Linked DNA regions of Homo sapiens: region 1 is linked to region 2. A link is a loop called in an ENCODE intact Hi-C map of the cell type or tissue named here. Cell type or tissue: heart right ventricle. All regions are shown on one strand. Links, peaks and the distances in the headings refer to the core of each region. The heading gives the core; the rest is flanking DNA.

The links. Peaks named below come from ENCODE experiments on the same cell type or tissue, not always from the same donor. Only the 100,000 strongest peaks of a DNase experiment are listed, where the experiment ranks them.
Region 1: a loop joins it to region 2, with 8 times the contacts of the local background. A loop is called at or near these places in 75 of 110 quality-filtered maps.

The regions. Positions count from the first base shown.
Region 1 is chr6:170,513,068-170,523,199 of GRCh38, reverse strand. No RefSeq gene overlaps it. Among named protein-coding and RNA genes, the nearest start is that of PSMB1, 35 kb to the left of the region's middle. In heart right ventricle, for the core only: a CTCF peak has its summit at 5,972 (motif pointing right); no DNase peak of the experiment used is centred there.
Region 2 is chr6:169,826,216-169,836,347 of GRCh38, reverse strand. No RefSeq gene overlaps it. Among named protein-coding and RNA genes, the nearest start is that of LINC00242, 32 kb to the right of the region's middle. RefSeq lists an enhancer at 8,709-9,384. In heart right ventricle, for the core only: a CTCF peak has its summit at 4,522 (motif pointing left); a DNase peak (open chromatin) is centred at 4,527; H3K27me3 peaks cover 792 bases.

The DNA of each region.
Region 1 (10,132 bases), core at 4,875-7,374, 690 kb before region 2:
GAAAACCTAACAAGAACTGGACATTTACAAGAAGTCAGGTGTAAGGACTGAGGAGACGTGGTTTCTTTACTTTTGCAGAACAGCTGTGCAGCCAGTCCCTGGGATGGGCTCCTGTCCGGGGCTGCGCACTCACAGGCTGCCAGAGTGAGCAATGGAAAGGCAGGTTAGGCTTCTCCCCATGCTACTCAGGCCGCTGTGCTCCACCACAGCCTACGGGAGGCAGCCAAGCTCCTCTGCTACGTGTACTGTCAGAGGCTGGTCACCTCCCCTCACTTTTAAGGGTCTCTGACCCTCACTTTTCTGGCAACAGCAAGTTGCTTATCGTTGCCCAAAGATACTGAAGTGGTTGTAGGCTCTGGAATCCAAAAGACAGAGAATCAGGCCTACCCCATCTCTTCCTGTCTGTGTGGCCTCAGGCAGTTAGTGGAAGTCCGTAGGCCTTGCTCCCTCACTTATGAAATGTGGATGATAGTACCTTCCTCATAGGCACCCAGTGAAGAGTACATGAGATAATGTTTGTAAAGCTCTTGTTCCAGTGCCTAACACAGTACGTCCTCAGTGAATCACAGTTATTCCTGTTATGCCTTACAGGCTATTTTCCCAGCGGGGACCCACAACCCCTCCATGCACCCCTAGCTCCCATATGCCTGGAAACTCACATTCATCTTTCAAACGTGAGTCAAGTTTTGACTCAAGTGTGCCTCTCTGTGAAGCTGCCTCTGATCCCGTCCCCCGCCTTCTTTTTCTCTGTCCATTTCCATTTCTTATGACTGCATAGTATTCCATAGTGTATATGTACCACATTTTCTTTATCTAATCCACTGTTGATAGGCACCTAGGTTGATTCCATGTCTTTGCTATTGTCAGTAGTGCTGTGATGAATGTGTGTGTGCATGTCTTTTTTTCTTTTTGAGACAGAGTTTCGCTCTTGTTGCCCAGGCTGGAGTGCAATGATGTGCAAACTCTGCCTCCTGGGTTCAAGCAATTCTTCTGCCTCAGCCTCCTGAGTAGCTGGGATTACAAGCATGCGCTACCACACCTGGCTAATTTTGTATTTTTAGTAGAGACAAGGTTTCTCCATGTTGGTCAGGCTGGTCTCAAACTCCCAACCTCAGGTCATCCTCCAACTTCGGCCTCCCAACGTGCTGGGATTACAGGCGTGGGCCACTGTGCCCAGTGCATGTGTCTTTTTGGTAGAATGAATTGTTTTCATTTGGATATATACCCAGTAGTGGGATTGCTGGGCCAAATTGTAGTGCTGTTTTAACTTTTTCAAGAACTCTTCAAACTGCTTTCTATAGTGGCTGAACTAATTAACCTTCCCACCAACAGTGTATAATTATTCCTTTTTCTCCACAGCATCACAGCATCTGTTGTTTTTTGACTGTTTAGTAATAGCCATTTTGACTGGTGTGAGATGGTATCTCATTGTGGTTTTGATTTGCATTTCTCTGATGATTAGTGATATGGAGCATTTTTTTGCGTTTGTTGGCTGCATGTCTGTCTTCTTTTGAGGAGCGTCTTTTCATGTCTTTTGCCCATTTTTTAATGGGGTTGTTTTTTGCTTGTTCATTTGTTTAAGTTCCTTGTAGGTTCTGGATATTAGACCTTTGTCAGATGTGTGTTTTTTGAATATTTTCTCCCATTCCGTAGGTTGTCTGTTTACTCTGTTGATAGTTTCTTTTGCTGTGCAGAAGCCCTTTAATTATGTCCCACTTGTCAATTTTTGTTTTTGTTGAAATTGCTTTTGAGGACTGAATTACAAGTTCTTTCCTAAGGCTAATGTCTAGAATGGTTTTTCCTAGGTTTTCTTCTAGGATTCTTAACAGTTTGAGGTCTTACATTTAAATCTTTAATCCACATGAACTAATTTTTGTATACGGTGAAAGGTAGGAATCCAGTTTCATTCTTCTGTGTATGACTAGACAGCGAACCCAGCACCATTTATTGTTTAGAGAGCCCTTTCCCCATTGCTTATTTTTGTTGACTTTGTTGAAGATCAGATGGCTGTAGGTGTGTGGCTTTATTTCTGGGTTCTGTATTCTGTTCCATTAGTCTATGTGTCTGTTTTTGTACCAGTGCCAAGTTATTTTGGCTACTGTAGTATTATAGTATAGTTTGAAGTCGGATAATGTGATGCCTCTGGCTGTGTTCTTCTTGCTTAATATTGCTTTGGCTATTTGGATTTTTTTTTGTTCCATATGAATCTTACAGTAGTTTTTTCTAGTTATTTGAAAAATGACATTGGTAGTTTGATAGGAATAGCATTGAATCTGTAGATTACTTTGGGCAGTATGGCCAGATTAATGATACTGATTCTTCCAGTCCATGGGTAGGGAATGTTTTTCCATTTGTTTGTATCATCTATGATTCCTTTCAGCAGTGTTTTGTAGTTCTTCTTGTAGAGATCTTTCACCTCCTAGTTAGATGTATTCCTAGGTATTTTATTTTCTTTGTGGCTGTTGTAAATGAGATCATGTTCTTGATTTGGTTCTCAGCTTGAATGTTATTGGTGTATAAAAATGCTACTGATTTTTATACATTGACTTTGTATTCTACAACCTTACTGAAATTGTTTATCAATTCTAGGAGCCTTTTGGTGGAGTATTTAGGGTTTTCTAGGTATAGAAACATATCATCTGCTAAGAGAGATAATTTGACTTCTTTTTTTCCTATTTGTATGTCTTTTATTTTTTTCTCTTGCCTGACAGCTTTGGCTACCACTTCCAGTACTATGCTGAATAGGAGTGGTGAGAGTGAGCATCCTTATCTTGTTCCAGTTCTCAAGGGGAATGGTTCTAGTTTTTTGGCTATTCAGTGTGTTGTTAGCTGTGGGTTTATCATAGACAGCTCTTGTTATTTTGAAGGGTGTTCCTTTGATACCTAGTTTCTTGCGGGTTTTTATCATGAAGGGATGTTGGATTTTATTGAAAGCTTTTTCTGTGTCTGTGGAGATGATCATATGGTTTTTGTTTCTAATTCTGTTTATGTGGTGAATCAGATTTATTGATTTGTGTGTGTTGAACCAATCTTGCCTCCCAGGAATAAAGCCTAATTAATCATGATGAGTTAACTTTTCGATGTGCTGTTGGATTCAGTTTGCTAGTATTTTGTTGAGAATTTTTGCACGTATGTTCATCGGGGATATTGGCCTGCAGTTTTATTTTTTTTGTTGTTGATGTGTCTTTATTAGGTTTTGGTATCAGAGTGATACTAACTTTGTAGAATGAGTTAGGGAGAAGTCCCTCCTCCTAGATTTTTGGGAACACTTTCAGTAGAATTGGTACTAGCTCTCCTTTGCACATCTGGTAGAATTCAGCTGTGAATCCATCTGGTCTGGGGCTTTTTTGTTTGATAGGTTTTAAAATTATGGATTCAATTTTGGAACTTAATATTGGTCTGTTCAGGGTTTCAATTTCTCCCTGATTCGATCTTAAGAGATTTTGTGTTTCCAGGAATTTATCTATTTTTTTTTCTAGATTTTCTAGCTTGTGTGCATAGAGGTATTCATAATAGTCTCTGAGGATCTTTTGTATTTCTGTGGGATTGGTTGTGTAACGTCACCTTTGTCATTTCTGATTGTGCCTATTTGGATCTTCTCTCCTTTTTTCTTTGTTAACCTAGCTAGTGGTCTATCAGTCTTGTTTATCCTTTCAAACAACAAACTTTTGGTTTAGTTGACTCTTTGTATGGATATTTCGGTCTCAATTTCATCCTGTTCTTCTCTGATTCTAGTTATTTCTTTTCTTCTTCTAGCATTGGGGTTAGTTTGTTCTTGTTTTTATAGTTCCTCTAGGTGTCATGTTAAATTGTTAATTTGAGATCTTTCTAACTTTTTGAGGTAGACGTTTAGCACTGCAAATATTCGTCTTAACACTGCTTTTGCTACATCCCAGAGATTTTAGTATGTTGTGTCTCTGCTTTTATTTATTTCAAAGACTTTTCTGGTGTTTGCCTTAATTTCATTGTTTACCCAAGAGTCATTCAGGATAGAGTTGTTTGATTTCTATGCAATTGTGTGGCTTTGAGAGGTCTTCTTAGTATTGACTTCTATTTTTATTCTACTGTGGTCTGTGTGTATGGTTGGTATAATTTTGATTTTTTTGAATTTATTGAGACTTGCTTTATGGCCAAGAATATAGTTGATCTTGCAGTATGTTTGGTGTGCAAGATGAAAAGAATGTATATTGTGGGTTGATAGGTGTATTCTGTAGATGTCTATTAGGTCCAATTGGTCAGGTGTTGTATTTAAGTCCAGAATTTCTTGGTTAGTTTTCTGCCTCTATGATCTGTCTAATGCTGATAGTGGGGTGTTGAAGTCCCCCACTATTATTGTGTGGCTGTCTAGAAGTACTTGTTTTATGAATCCTGTTGAATTGAACTCTTTATCATTATGTAATGGCCCTTCTTTGTTCTTTTTTACTGTTTGGCTTAAGGTCTACTTTATCTGATATAAGAATAGTGATCCCTAATCTTTTTTGTTTTCCATTTGCATGGTAGGTTTTTCTCTAACCCTGTACTTTGATCCTATGGGTGTTGTTACATGTGAGATGGGTCTCTTGAAGATAGCAGATAGATGGGTCTTGTTTTTTAATCCAACTTTCCACTCTGTGTCTTTTGAGTGGGTGTTTAGACCATTTACATTCAACACGAATATTAATATATGAGGTTTTAATCATGTTGTGAAGTTCTTAGCTGGTTGCTTTGTAGTTTCTATTGTGTGGGTGCTCTGTAGGATCTGTAGGCTGTGTACTTCAGTGTGCTTTTGTGGTAGCCAGTATCATTCTATTGCTTCCATGTTTAGACCTCCTTTAAGGATCTCTTGTAAGTCTGGTTTAGCGGTAATGAATTCTCTTAGCACTTGCTGGTTGGGAAAATATTTTATTTCTTTTAGCTGAGTTTGGTGGGATATGAAATTCTTGGTTGGACTTTCTTTTCTTTAAGAATCCTGAAAATAGGCCCCCAATCTCTCCTGGCTTGTGAGGTTTCTGCCGAAAAGTCCACTGTTAGCTTGATAGTGTTCCCATTGTATGTGATTTGACTTTTTTCTGTAGCTATCTTTAAGATTTTTTCTTTAGAGTTGACCTTGGACAGTCTCATGACTCTCTATGCCTTGGTGATATTTGTTTTGTATAGTCTCTCACAGGTGTTCTCTGGATTTCTTGTATCTGCATGTCTACTTCTCCAGCAAGAATACGGAAATTTTCTTGAATGATTCCCTCAAATATGTTTTCCAGATTATTTACTTTTTATCCTCTCTCAGGAATGCCAATAGTTTATAAGTTTGGTCTATTTGCATAATCTCTTAGTTCTTGAAGATGTTGTTCATCTTTAAAAATTCTCTTTTCTTTATTTTCGTATGACTGGGTTAGTTCAAAAGACTGGTCTTCAAGCTCTGCAATTCTTTCTTCTGCTTGGTCCAGTCTATTGATAAAACTTTCAATTGTATTTTTAAAATTTCTTAAGTGAGTTTTCAATTCCAGAAGGTCTAATTGATTTCCCCCTTTGGAAGATGTTTGTCTCTTTCTTCATTTCGTGGATTGCTTTGAAAGTTTCTTTGTGTTGATTTTCAACCTTGTCTTAGATTTCATTCAGCTTCCTTGCAATCCATGCTTTGAATTCTTTATGTGTCATTTTTGAGTTTCCATTTTGGTTATAGATCATTGCTGGAAAGCTAGTTCAATTCTTTGGTGGAATCACTATATTCAAATTTTTCATGGTGTCATAATTCTTGTGCTGGTTCCTTCTCATCTGGAGATGTTGACACTTCTAATTTTTGTGAATATTTTCATCCAGGATTCTTATCTTTTTCTTTCTTTTACTATAGTAGTATTATTAGTTTTCTTTCCTTTTCCCTTTACCCCCTCCCTAGGGGTGCAACTGTAGAGAATGCTGGGTAGGGTCTTTTGGCTTTATTTCTATAGCCCTGTGCACTTCTTTCAGCTTTTATATTGGGCTGTGCAGTTCGACCTACAATCCAGTAGATGGCACTTATAGGTAAGAGCCAGCAGCAGCCAACGTGGCTGGGTCTATACTTGATCCTTCTTTAGTGGCCGAAGCTTACCGTTGCCTCAGGCAATGGGGTGATTCTGGATTGCACAGTGGTCTGAGCTCCCTGCTCAGCCCTAGGGGGTGGAATGGGGGCCACAGTGGGCAGGCCTGGACTGGGCAGGTCTGCCTACAGGTCCACCAATGGCAAGCACAAGCATCCTTTTACTTTCAATCTCCCTGTATCATTGTATTTGAAGTGAGTTTCTTATAAACAGTGTATATTTGGGTCATGCTTTAATTCACTCTGCCAATCTCTTCCTTTTAACTGGTTTATTTAGAGCACTTACATTTAATGAAATTGTTGATACATTAGGTCTGAAGTTGCCATCTTTTTTTAAATTTTCTGCTATTTCCCTCTGTTTTGTTTTTCTGTTATCCCTACCTTCCTATATATTTCTTGAATATTTTTGTTTTACAATTCCACTTTGATTTATGTATTGCACTGTTTAGTTTATCTCTTGGTATCGCTTTTCTACTTATTACACAAAACACGGTCTATCTGTGTTAGCATTTTACCAGCTCCCGTGAAAAGTAGGAAAAAAGGTGACCTCCTTTATGTCACCTCACCCTCCTCATTTATAATTTAATAATCATAAATATTTGATATTAATAATATGTTTAATGTAATTGTCTGAAATATTTCCTCCATGTGTATTTACAACCACATCAGTTAGGGTTATAATTTTTGCTTCAACTATCAAACATAATTTAGAATATTCAAGAGGAGAAGGAAAATGTATTTTTTAATCTATATTTTTACTATTTTCCTTGTTCTTTCTTTTTTCCTAATGATTGAGAACATGTCTCAGAGCGTCTGAGGAATGTGAGATATGAATTTTTTTTTTGAGAGAGACAGGGCCTTACTCTGTCACCCACACTGTAGTGGAGTACAGTGGCATGATCATAACTTATTACAGCCTTGAACTCATGGGCTCAAGTGGTCCTCCTGCCCCAGCCTCCTGCGTAACCAGGACTACAGACATGCACCGTCATGTCAAGTAATTTTTAAATCAATCTTTCCTTCTTTTCTTTTTTTCTTTCTTTCGTGGAGACAGGATCTTGATCTTACTGTGTTGCCCAGGGCGGTCTTGAACTCCCATTCTCAAGTGACCCTCTCACCTCAGCCTCCGAAAGTGCTAGGATTATAGGCATGAAACACCATGCCTGGCCTGATATGGAAAATGTATCAGACGCAGAGAGACATAAACATGAGACTCTAATCATGTCCTCTGCAGCCATACCTGGGGGCAAGTTTTTAAAGGCATTTTGATTTTTTTTCCCTTTCTTCTAGTTTCCAGGCTAGCTGATAAATTACCTAAAATGTTACCACAAGTTGCACAATGTAACTCTCATCCATAATCTTCATGTTCATGGAATTTGTGATACAAAGAAAAATGTATAGCCAACCAATCACTTTTGTTATTTTAATAAAGCAAAGTAAATTATTGGTAAACAACTTAAGGACTGCACTTCTTTTTTGCTTTTACAAACCACTTGTAGTTACTGTTAATTGGAGCATGGATCAAGGCAACTTGCATGAGTCTCCTGGGCTTCAGTCCTCAGCTTCAGCCCAGATAAACTCTCTACTTATATTAATTTTGCCTCAGTTTTTTTCCTTTAGGTTAACATGATCCAAGATTCTTTCTTTTATTAGTTCTTATCTGTTTAGAAAACTTCCCTTAGCCATTATTTTAGAGGAGGTCGGCTGGCAACAAATTCTCTTACACTGTTCTTTCATCTGAAAATATCTTCAAGTCCCCTTCATTCACCTTTATATTTTCTCTGAATAAATAATCCTGGGTTGACAATTCTTTTGTTTGAGCACTTGAAAAATGTTGTTACTTCCTTCTGGCTCCCTGGTTTCTGATGAGAAATTCCGTATCATTCAAATTGTTTTCCCTTATAGGTAGATGTTATTTCTCTCATTGCTTTCAATATTTTTTCTTTGTCTTTAGTTTTCAAAAGTTTAGTTATAGCATGCTTTGGCATGGATTTCTTTGGGTTTATCCTATTTGGAGTTCACTCAACATTTTGAATCTGTAGATTTATGTCTTTTGCCAGATTTAGAAAATATTCATCCACTATTTGTTTGACTACTTTTTAAGTCATGCCCTCTTTCTCCTCTCTCTGGGACTCCAATAACATAAATGTTAGACCTTTGATTGTGATCCTGTAGGTCTCCAAGGCTCTGTTTATTTCTTTCTGCAGTTCAGATTAGGTAATTTCTTTTTTTATTTTATTTTATTTCCCTGTTTTAATTCCCTGTTCACCAATTCTTTCCTCTGTCCCCTCCATTCTGCTGTTGAGTCCATCTACTGAGTTTTAAAAACCTTTGTTGTTATTGCATGTCTCAGTTCTAAAATTTCCATTCAGTTATTCTTAATATCCTCTAATTATTTGCTGGAACTTTCTATTTTTCTAATATATTTCAAGTGTTTTTGTATTGCTTGTTGAAGTTTTTTTATTTATTTTTATTTTATTTTATGTATTTATTTTTTTGAGACAGAGTCTTGCCCAGTCACCCAGGCTGGAGTGCAGTGTCGTGATCTCGGCTCACTGCAATCTCCACCTCCTGGGTTCAAGTGATTCTCGTCTCAGCCTCCTGAGTAGCACGTGCCACTATGCCTGGCTAATTTTTGTATTTTTAGTAGAGATGGGGTTTCACCATGTTGGCCAGGCTGGTCTTGAACTCCTGACCTCAAGTGATCTGCCCGCCTTGGCCTCCCAAAGTACTGGGATTACAGCTGTGAGCCACCATGCCCAGCCTGAAGTGTTTTTATGATGGTTGGTCTAAAATCGTTGTCATATAATAATTAATATATCTGCCAGTGTTAGCAGTCCTTGTTGTTTCACTCTCCCATCAACATGTGACATTGTCAGAGTTTTATTAAAGCCATTTTGCTAGGTGTACAGTAATATTACATTGTGGTTTCAATTTGTATTTCCCTAATGACTAATTATGTTTTAAATCATTTTTATAATGGGTCATTTGTTTTCTTATTATTATACCTTCATTGGTTTTTAAAAAGCTTCCTAGCACCTAAAACACTCCTTACCATGGCAGGTAAGGCCCTGTATGATATAACCCCTGCCTATCTTTTCAGCTTCATCTTTCACTTAAGTACTGTCCATATAGCTTGATACTCTACTGAAACAAGTTATAATATCATAATAGACCTCCTTCGTATTCTCACTCCCAAATCTGTAATTCTACCTGCACCTTTTGCTCTTTATTCCATCCAGATAAAACTGGAGAAGGTCTCCCCTACTAACAAAAATCAAACCCTTCACAGGAGATTTTGATCCCATTCCCTCTCATGGGGTCATTGTCTAGAACTTCTTTCTTTTCCTTTCTGTTGTGTGCTATTGATCTTTCATTAGTATTTAATCATCCTCACCAGTAACTAATATGCTTTATTACCTCCCATTATAAAGAAATAAGAGAGCCTCCCTTGTTCCCTAATTACCCTCTAGCTATTGTACCCTCTAGCTAATTCTTTTCATAGTCAAACCTCTCATAAATGTTGTCTATAAATGCTGATCCCACTTCTTTCCATCCTTTCCTGCTTTCTGATCTGGCTTTTGTCCCCACTACACTAAAATGATCTTGTCAAGGTACAAGTGATCTCCTTGTGGCCAAATAGCATGATAATTCTCTTGATTGAAACAGTCTATTCTCTTAGCTTTGGTGATGCCACATTCTCTGAAGTTTTCTCCCGTTTCATTAGCTGCTACTCAGTTTTCTGTACACTTTCTTTTTCTCTAGCCAACTTCTAGTTGTGGCCATTTCTCAAGGCTCAGTCTCCTTCCACTCTCTCCCTAGCTTTTCAACCAGCCCCATGATACTAAATGTCATCTATATGCTGATCAGTCCTAAATTTATATTTCTGGACTAAACCTATCCTTTGAATCCTAGACTAAAATATTCAATGACTATAACATCACTACTGAGATTCTCCAATAGAAACATGTCCCAAAGTGAATGTTGGTATCCAGCTTTTCCTACAATCTGTTCATCCAGGAGTCTTCTTCATGTGCCCTTTCATCAGTTGCTCACACTATAGACCTGAATGGCTTTCCT
Region 2 (10,132 bases), core at 3,552-6,051:
TATGTTTTGCTGGGTTTATACCTAATCATTTTTTGTCCCTATCGTAAATGGTGTGTATGTGTGTACAAATGTGTGTATGTGTAGTTGTGTGTTTAAGTTTTCAGCTGTTCATTGCCAGTATATAGAAATATGATTAATTTTGAATGTTGACATTCTATCCAGCAACCTTGCTAAACATACCTATTAGTTCTAGCAGCCTTTTTTGTACATTTCTTGGAATTTTCTACATAAATAATCACATCACCTATGAACAGGGACAGTTTTTTTTTTGTTTCAACTGCATGCCTTTTAATTTCCTTTTCTTGCTCCATTTGCTGGCTAGGGTTTACAGTGTGATGGTGAATAAGAGTGGTGAGAATGGACACCCTTGCCTTGTTCCAAATCTTAGGAGAAAACCCTTTGCTCTGTCACTATCTTGATATCAGCCATAGTGAATTTTTTTTTAATAAATACGCCTTATCAGGTTAAGGAAATTCCCTTCTCTTCCTAGTTTGCTGAGAGTTTTTGTCATGACTAGATGCTGAATTTTGTCAAATGCTTTTTCTTCATCCGTGGACAAAATCACATAGTTTTTTTTTTTAGTCTGTTAATATAGTGAATTGCATTGATTGATTGTCAAAAGTAGAACCAGCCTTGCATTCCTGGAATAAGCCCATTTCATTGTGATGGATTATTTATTTCATATAGTGTTCGATTTGATTGGCTGATATTCTGTTGAGAATTGATGATGATGAGGGCTGCTGGTCCATAGTTTCTCTTCTTTCCCTGGTTTGGGCATCAAGATAATACTGGTTTCATAAAATAAGTTAGTGCTCCTTCCTCTTCTATTTTCTGAAAGACTGTATACAGTTTCTGATATTTCTTCTTTGAATGTTTAGTAGAATTTTCCAGTGAGATCATCTGGACCTGGAGTTTTATTTTTGGAAGATTTTTAACTAAAAAATCAATTTCTTTGATACAGAACTATTTAGTTTATCTATTTCTTGTTAAGTGTGTTTTAATAGTGTGTGGCTTTTAAGGAACTTGGCCGTTTCATTTAACTTCTCAAATTTAGGTGCGTAGAGTTGTTCATAGTGGTCCATTACTGTCATTTTTATGTCGGTTGTGTCTATAATGCTATCATCTCTTTCAGTCTTAATATTGATCATTTGTTTTCTCTCTTTTCTCTCTGTCATTTACCAGTTTGTTGATATTTTTAAGAACTGTTTTGAATTCATTGATTTTCTTTCTTGTTTTTCTGTTTCCAATTTTCATACAGTTCAAATTTTTTTCTAATTTCTTTGAAATGTAAAATTGACCTATGCATTATCTAAGTGTGTCATTTAGCCTTCAAGTAGCTGGAAGTTTCCCCAATATCTTTTTGTTATTAATTTCTAGCTTAGCTTTATTGTGGTCAAAAGCATGCTTTGCATGATTTCAGATCTTATAAAATTGTTAGAGCTTTCAATGACCCATGGCATGATTTACCCTAGTGAACATTTCACGTGCCCCTGAGAACGTGTGTGCTGCTATTGCTCGGCAGCGTGTTCTGCACATGTCAAGTGAGTCCAGGTGGTTGGTGATGCTGTTCAGTTCTTTATCCTCCTTCTAGAAGATTTTCTGTTCTATTCTAACCATGACTGATAAAGGAGTGTTGAAGACTCCAACTACCAACTACAGTTATTAATCCATCATTTCTCCTCTCGGTCCCACCAGTTTATGTTTCGTATATTTTGAAGTTCTTCTGTCACGTGCATACTCAGGACGGCAACGTCTGCTTGTGGACCTGACCTCTCACCATCATGCAGTGCCCTTCCTCATCAACCACAATCTTCCTGGCTCTGATGTCTATCTCGTCTCTGCAGCCACCGAAGCTTTTTTATTATCATTAATGTTTATGTGGTGCATCTTTTCATCCCCCTACATCATTATATTTAAAGTAGGCTTCCTGGAGACAGCACAGTTTGGTCTTTTTAAAATATCCAATCTGATCATCTGGTTTTTGATTGATATGCTTAAGCTACTTATATTTAATTTAGTTACTGGGGTGTTTGGATTTAAGTATGTCATTTCATGATTTGTTTTCTGATTGTGTCTTACATTTTTTTAATCAATTTCCCCTTTTATATCTCCATTTGGATTCTTAGAATAGTTTTAATATTCCATGTTAAGGGTCTATTGGGGTCTGGTTTATATCTCTTTGCACAGCTGTGTGGGTGTGTGGTTCACGTACGAATTACAATTTACACAATTAACTTTTCACAGTCTACTGAGGATAACATTTTGCTGTTTCATGTGGACTACAGAAGCCACTTCCACAGCGGCCTCCATGCCCTCCGCTGGCCCCGTGCCCTCCCCTCTGTGTGGACCTCTGCGTTAGCTGAAAAGACCAGTGTTATGGATGCTGCCTTCATTCCTCATACACACCGAGAAAAAGGCCTATTTTATTCACCCAGACATTTATCATTTCTGTCACTTTCCCTTCATTCCTGAAGTTCCAGATTATCCTTACTGTTTCTCTCTGCTTGAAGTTTCTGTGGCGCTTCTTTTATCACAGGTAAATTGGAAATAAATTCTTAGTTTGTCTTCATCTGAGACTGTCTGTATTTCACATTCATTGCTGAAAGACACTTTTGCTGGATATAAGGTTCAAGGTGCGTAGCTCTTTTCCTCCATGCTCTGGGCCTGCTGTGCCACTTTGAGGACTCCAGGGCTCCTCCTGAAGGTGAATCCACGCTCCTTTGGATTTTTGCTCCCTGTGCGTCACGTGCTGATTCCTCTGGCTGACTTTAAGATTTCTTCGTGTTTGGTTTTCAGCTGTTTTATTATGCTGTGTCTGGGTGAGGGACTTCTTTAAGTTTATCATCTTTGGGTGGCAGAATAAATTTCATAAGCAGCCTACTCATACTCTCTCAGATGAGTCATCACAATGTCTAATTGGCTAAAGGAAACTCTAGAGTCTTGAAGGAGTTACTATTTTCCCCCAAAATTAACTTAGAAGATCGAGAGTAATAAACCATTCTTACACATATATAGGTGCACTAGAAATAAAAAGAAAAAAAGAAATGTTTCTCTCTATTATTTTCGAGTAGGAAAAAAATGACAGCCTACATTTTAAGTCTGGGCCTTACATATTATTTCTGTGTACGGTGAAAGTGGAGGAAAAGGCCTTCTGTGTGATAATTACGGACAAGGTGCTTCTGGGGGGCTCACAGAACACAACAGTTAACAAGCGGGTGTCTTCACCAATCGTCATTACAGCTAATGTAGGCTGAGCAGTTCTTACACGGCAGGTGCTACACCCACCTCTTTACATGCACCCTCTCGTGTTATCCTTGGAACAACCTTGTGACCTTAAACATTATTAACCCCAATTTGCAGGTGAAATTGAGGCATAAGTAACTTTCCCAAGAACATACAACCAACAGATCCAAGAAGTCCATGTTCTTAAATCCCGACATGAACTCCTGTCACATCCTGAGAAGGCACTCATGCTGAGCAAGTTAAAGGAATCATCTCACCCTACCCACACATTAGCCAGGGGGGCCATTTCCTGTTTCATTTCCTATCAGTGTGTGTCTGTTCTTATTTGGAAAAGTAAAGGAGGCTTGGCTTAAACCAATCTATCCTTGAAGCCACATTTTAGAAGGGTAAATATTGCTTCTCATGTCACATGTTTGATCATGCTTCTAAACTAGCTGGGCAACCAGAGGCGCTGCCTCGGATCTGTGCTGCTCAAGGACACAGCTCTCCCTGTGGCTCTGGGTTCTGTCCCAATTCTCTCCCTCTGCTGCTCTTAAAAAGCCCTTATCCATTAGAGACACAGTAGTTACATAAAATTATATCTTTTGGGATGGCCAGAAAATACTCCAATCCAAAGAGAAAGAGAGATAGAGAGTGGGGACAGGCAGAAACTGATTAAACAAGTTGAGTCGTGAGTCAATAATTATTAGTCATAAGCCACTTAATTATTAATCAGGTGGTACTTGGTACATGGGAGTTCATTACACAGTCCTTTCTACATTTGTATGTACTCTTTAAACATCAAAATAAAAAGTTAAATTTTAAAACACAAATAGAAAACTAGTGTGTGTATAGATGTGTGTATCCATGTATATACCTGTGTGTATAAATCTGGTTTCTGCACTTACTGTTCTACTGAAATGAGTGGCTCTACGACGGCCCCGAATTTCCGAATCCTTGGGTCTGTTTTTAGACTTCTTCGCAACCAGTCGGCGGTGGACTCTGCTGATCTCTTCATTTATATGAACTGGCAACTCGCTGCCCTCTCACAGCTTTTGCGAGCTCCTTAATTTCTGCCGTGTTCTTGGTTTATTTGGAGTCAGGTTTCCTCTCCCCCATTTCTCACACGTTTTCCCTGAAGATGCTCTTCCGCTCACACGGCATCTACTGTTACCAAGTCTGAGGGAATTCCTGTTCTAAATCCCTTTTCAAAGCAGCAAATTGTGCTCTGAGGCAGCTCCTGTCCCTGGAGCAAAGGCTCTGGTCACTAAGGAGCGTTCTCGCGCACGTGAACAGCGCCCCCTGCCGTGGTGTGGAGATATTGCGTCATGGAGACCCTCCCTGCGCAGCTGCCGGCAGGACCCGAGTCTGTCCCCTACCTGGGAGACCTCTTGGCAACCAGGCAGTTTGCGGGGGTTGCTTCCTTGGCCCTTTCCACTCATCGGTGTTGAAGGGTTAGAGCAAACCAGCCGCCCTCAGCCACCAGCTCCCAGCAGATGAAGTCAGGGGTGTGAGAAGACGCTTCCTCATCCTTCTGTGACTCGAGGTATCTCTGCCCTTTGGGAAGCAAGAAGAACAGCAGCCGTTTCTGCCAGTGTCCTCATACAGCTATGGCTTCAGCAAGCCACGCGTGGTCATCTGTCAGGGTCTGGGAAGAGAAAGAAGCCACGGAAGCTACCAGAACAGATAATTCCCATGAGGGACTTGATGTAGGGAATCCGTAGGTAGAAGGTCCTTAACTGGGGGCCAGAGAGGAAGCTGCTGCCTCCCCAAGCTTGGAGGAAGAAAAGGAAGAGACGGACTTGTTCTCATTTTGACTCTTGAAGAAGGGACACATGGCCTGAAGAGGAGGCCCCAGCTGCTGTGAGGGTCTCGGAGGGAAAATTGCAAATGGGGTTTGGGAGCCACTGTGCAAAGTGAGTGAGCAGCCTTGCAGCTGTGGAGCATTGCAGGGATGCAGAGCCCGGCTGTGGCACTGAGAAGGCCGCAGGTGTCAGCGCCGGGCCCCTCCTCCTCCCGAGGGTGGGCAGGGCTGCGCTGCTGGAGGATGAACACCTGAGGGCTGGGCTGCTGCAGGATGCACTGCTCAGGTCACTCACTAGCGGGAGGGAGAATTTTAGGACTGACTAAAGTCTCCGGACACATCCTTGGCAAACACAGGGAAGATACGTGGTTAATGCTCCAGGCAGAATGCGCAAGCGTCCCAAATTCCTAGGCTGAAACCTCACCCACAAGGTGACAGTGTTAGGAGGTGGGGCCTTTGGGAGGTGATGAGGTTCGGAGGGTGGAGCCTCATGGTGGGATTAGTGCCCCTACAAAAGAGGCCCCAGGGAGCTGCCTTGTTCCTTCCGCCCCGTGGGGGCACAGCCAGAAGGCTCCATCTGTGAACCAGGAAGTCTGCCCAGACACCCAGACACTGGAGCAGGGATGTGGAAAATGCCAGGCATAGCCAGGTGATGGTGAGTGGCCCTCTGGGGGCCTGAGTCCAGGTGCCTAGGGGGTGGAGAAGGATCAGTCAAGGGAGCTGTGACCTAGGTGGGTGGCCAAGGCCTGTGATGCCACCAGGACTTAATGCTCTGGGCTGAGGATGCCATCGAAGGCACCTGAAACAATTTCTCTATTATAGAGAGAGGTGATCCTGGCCAAGGGACTAATTTAGAAGCAGCCAGTCTAATCTGACTAATGGCCAAGTAAGTGTCCTAAGCACTTGAAAAGCAGGCAAAACAGCAGCAGCAGAGGAAGATGGAGAAAAGTTCAGCCTGGACAGATTTGCCAAGAAGTTTGCAATCAGCAAATTCAGGGGGATTTTTTTTAAACCATAGTTTAAAATTTGTCTTGTTGCAAAATACAGATATACATATTTGAGTTACATGTGGGAGAGAATTGTAAGGTCTTGTGTGTGGTTAGGGCCCCTAAGTGTTTCCCTCTGGCCCTGTGGGCAGTACCCCACAGTTAGGAAGTCCAAGCCAGCAGGCCAGGACCCCCATGCTCACTTCTCTGCTGGCCTCAGTGGTGATGGAGCATTCACCTCTGGAACAGTGTCTCCTCTTGGCTTCCAGGCATCCTCCTGCCCCACCTCTCCCCCAGATGACTCTGTCCAGCCCTGCAGCTGAGGCTCACTCACCAGCCCTTGCTTGGCCCTGGCCCCTCCCCTGTGCTTCCTGCACCTGCATGGGACATGACAAGACACTCAGCTGAAAGCAGCCAACGCCCTCCTGTCCGTACCCCACTGCCCCCTTGTTTTGCCAAGCAAATGGCCTCACTGTCAGTCTACCCAATGTTTCAGGCCCGAACACGGAGTCATCCTCTGTCCCTTGGTTCTCCTCATCCCCCACCTCCAAGTACCCTCTGTGCCATCCTTTCCCCCACGCAGCTGTTCCAGCCCAAGCCACCTCGGCCCTGCCTGGACCACCAGGCTGGTCTGTCCCTGTGGTCTTTGGCTGTGAGCCTTTAAAACACAGTCAGGGGTTTGTTCCTCTACCCGGGCCCTTCACTGGCTTCACTTTGCCCCAGAAATAAACTCCAAAAGCTTTTCCAGGCATGTGTGGTCTGCAGGGGTAGCCCCCAGGTCTCCTTGCCACCCTGAAGTCTGAGACCTCACCTGGGCTCAGGGCTCCTTGGCTAGGGCCTGGCCACAATTCTCCAAGGGGCGCTCAGGTGGCCCCAGGGCCTTTGCACTTTTTATTCCCCCATTTCCTCCCTCCTTTAATTTCAATTTCAACCCAAAGACAGCTCAGAGGTGCCTTCCCCTAAGCCCCACCCTCACCCCCATCAGGGTGAGCACCCTCCCTGTGTCGCCCCCACCAGGGTGAGCACCCTCCCTGTGTCGCCCCCACCAGGGTGAGCACCCTCCCTGTGTCGCCCCCACCAGGGTGAGCACCCTCCCTGTGTCGCCCCCACCAGGGTGAGCACCCTCCCTGTGTCGCCCCCACCAGGGTGAGCACCCTCCCTGTGTCGCCCCCACCAGGGTGAGCACCCTCCCTGTGTCGCCCCCACCAGGGTGAGCACCCTCCCTGTGTCGCCCCCACCAGGGTGAGCACCCTCCCTGTGTCGCCCCCACCAGGGTGAGCACCCTCCCTGTGTCGCCCCCACCAGGGTGAGCACCCTCCCTGTGTCGCCCCCACCAGGGTGAGCACCCTCCCTGTGTCGCCCCCACCAGGGTGAGCACCCTCCCTGTGTCGCCCCCACCAGGGTGAGCACCCTCCCTGTGTCGCCCCCATCAGGGTGAGCACCCTCCCTGTGTCGCCCCCATCAGGGTGAGCACCCTCCCTGTGCACAACATTGACGTGCGTTCCTGTTGCTGTTTGTTTGTCCTCTGTAGGGTCCAGGAGAGCAGAGCCTTTGCTGAGTCCCAGCTTTACCCCCAGAGCCCACAACATGCCTGGTTTACAGTCGGTGCTGGATAAATGGGTTGAACTCATAAGGCTAAGGGAGGGAAGGGGTAAGGCAAGCTGCATACTTGTGGCCAGCAACCCTTAACTGGACTGCAGATGTGTTTGGGGCCTTTAAAAAAAGTTTATGTTAAAAGGGAGTTGTTTTCATGTTGGAACCCAGATGTGCTGGCCCGCTGCCCGCTGTACCTGCCATCTACTCACATCCCCGCCTGGCATCCCAGATGTGGGATTGGCTTGTGTGGAATATGAGAGCAGAGAGGAACGGGGTAATGGCAGGAGACTGGTGAGGCACAGCCCTTCCTTGAGGCTGAGGTGTCCGAGGAAACATCGTCCATCTGGGAGCAAGGCCCAGAAGGTCACACAGCCCTGGAAGTCACACCGCCCAAAGACACAGGCAGGGAGGAGGCAGACCCGCCCCCGGAGAATCCAAGGCAAATCCAGGCCAGCGACGAGGGGGCTCAGAAGAATCCCCCACAGAGGCCCAGGCAGGAAAGGAGGTGCATGGAGCTCCTACTTCTTAGCTGGGAACCGGGCTGAGTTCTGGCGCTCCAGGCAGGGAGACACCATGAGGCCTTCTTCAGAACCCTCCTATGCGGGAACAGCTAATGCACTTTTGAAGCAAACTCACCCACGGTCCCAAGAACAGACCCCAAATGTCTCACTCCATCAGTGATTCGTAACACTGGCTTCAAATTAGGGTCACTGGTGAATCAAAACAAAAAGTACCTGCGTCAGGGTCTTAGCTGGGATCAGATCAATTAAATCAGTTTCTGAAAGTGGGGTCTGGATTTAGGGGGTCATAGAACTTTCTGGGGGATTCCAATGAGCAGCCAGGACTAAAAATCCCTGGGCTTCAATATAAGGATCAGGGTGAGTTTTAAAAACATCTCCCAAAGCTAAAGAAGAGAGCAGGCAGTGGAGGAGAGAATAAAGAGAAGGATGGAGGGAGAGACAGGAGGAGGAATCAGAGTAAGCAGAGACTGAAGGCTGCTAAGGACCAGCAGGGACGCTGCAGATGGGGAGTGGGCGGGCCGGGGGCTGAGCTGCGTCTGTATTGGGCCCGCAGTCCCTCGCTGCTTGCTCCAAATCCTCCCCATCTGAATCTGAGAGCCCCCTCCCACCCTCTCTTCGCCTCAGGAAAGACACTGGAGGCTGCAGCGCAGTGATCAGGAAGAGCAGGCCAGCCTTGGTGTCCACCCCTCCCAGGCGTGTAGTCTGGGGCCCTTCCCATTGCCACCTCCCTTCCCCAGCTCTTTGCCGGTGTGGAAAGCGCCCTGGCGTCGACACTGTTTAGAGTGGCCCATTCTGTTTTCCTACTTCCATGCTTCATTCCCATCTCACACTGGGACATCACTCCTCCCCTAGTGTCCAGCACTGTGGCTCTTTTTATTTAAATGGCACACAGTAATTGTGATGTTCTGACACTTAGAGTGTATTGTGATGAAATCAGGGTAATTAGCATACCCACCACCTCAAGCATTGATGAGTTCATGTTGAGAACATTCAAAATCCTTTCTTCTGGTTGCTTCAAAGTATTGTTAACTGTAGACCCCTGCAGTGCTATGGATGCTAAAAATTATTCTTCCTATCTAGCTGTGATTTTGTATCAGCTAACCACCCTCTCACTCTCCCCAACCCTTCCCAAGCCTGGTAGCCACCATTTTACTCTGCTTCTATGAGATCAACTTTCTTTTAGTTTCCACATATGAATGAAACATGCAATATTTGTCTTTCTGTTCTTGGCATATTTCATTTAACATAATGTCCCCCAGTTCCATGTATGCTGCCATGAATGACAGGATTTGAACATTTTTCATGGCTGAGTAGTATTCTAATTTCTATCTGTACCACATTTTCTTTATCCAATAGTCTGTGGATGGACACCTGGGTTGATTCCATATCTTGGCTATTGTGAATCATGCTGCAATAAACATGGAGATAAAGTGTCTCCTTAGTGTACTGATTTCCTCCTTTTTTTTTTTTTGGATAAATCCCAGCAGTGGGATTGCTGGATCATATGGTAACTCTATTTTTAGTTTTTTGAAAAATCTCCACATTGTTCTCCATAGAGGCTGTACTAATCTACATTCCCCCCAACAGTGTGTAAGAGTTCCCTTTTCTCCACTTCCTCACCAGCATTTGTTACTCTTTGTCTTTTTGATAACAACCATCCTCCTGGTCGGTGGTGGTGGCGGGGGGCGGGTGTTGGTATCTCATTGTGATTTTGATTTGCATTTCCCTGATGATTAGTGTTGAGCATTTTTTCAGGCCTGTTGCCCATTCATATGTCTTCTGAGAAATGTCTATTCAGATTGTTTGCCCATTTTTAAATCTGATTACTTGTTTTTTGCCATTGAGTTGTTTGAGTTTCTTGTAAATTCTGGATAACTGTCCCTGGTTGGATGGATGGTTTGTAGATATTTTCTCTCATGAACTGGAGCCAAGGGAGTGAGACTGGATTTTGAAAGTTTCGTGAATTCAGCAGTTTCCGCCTCAGCCCCCTGTGTGGCTTGTCA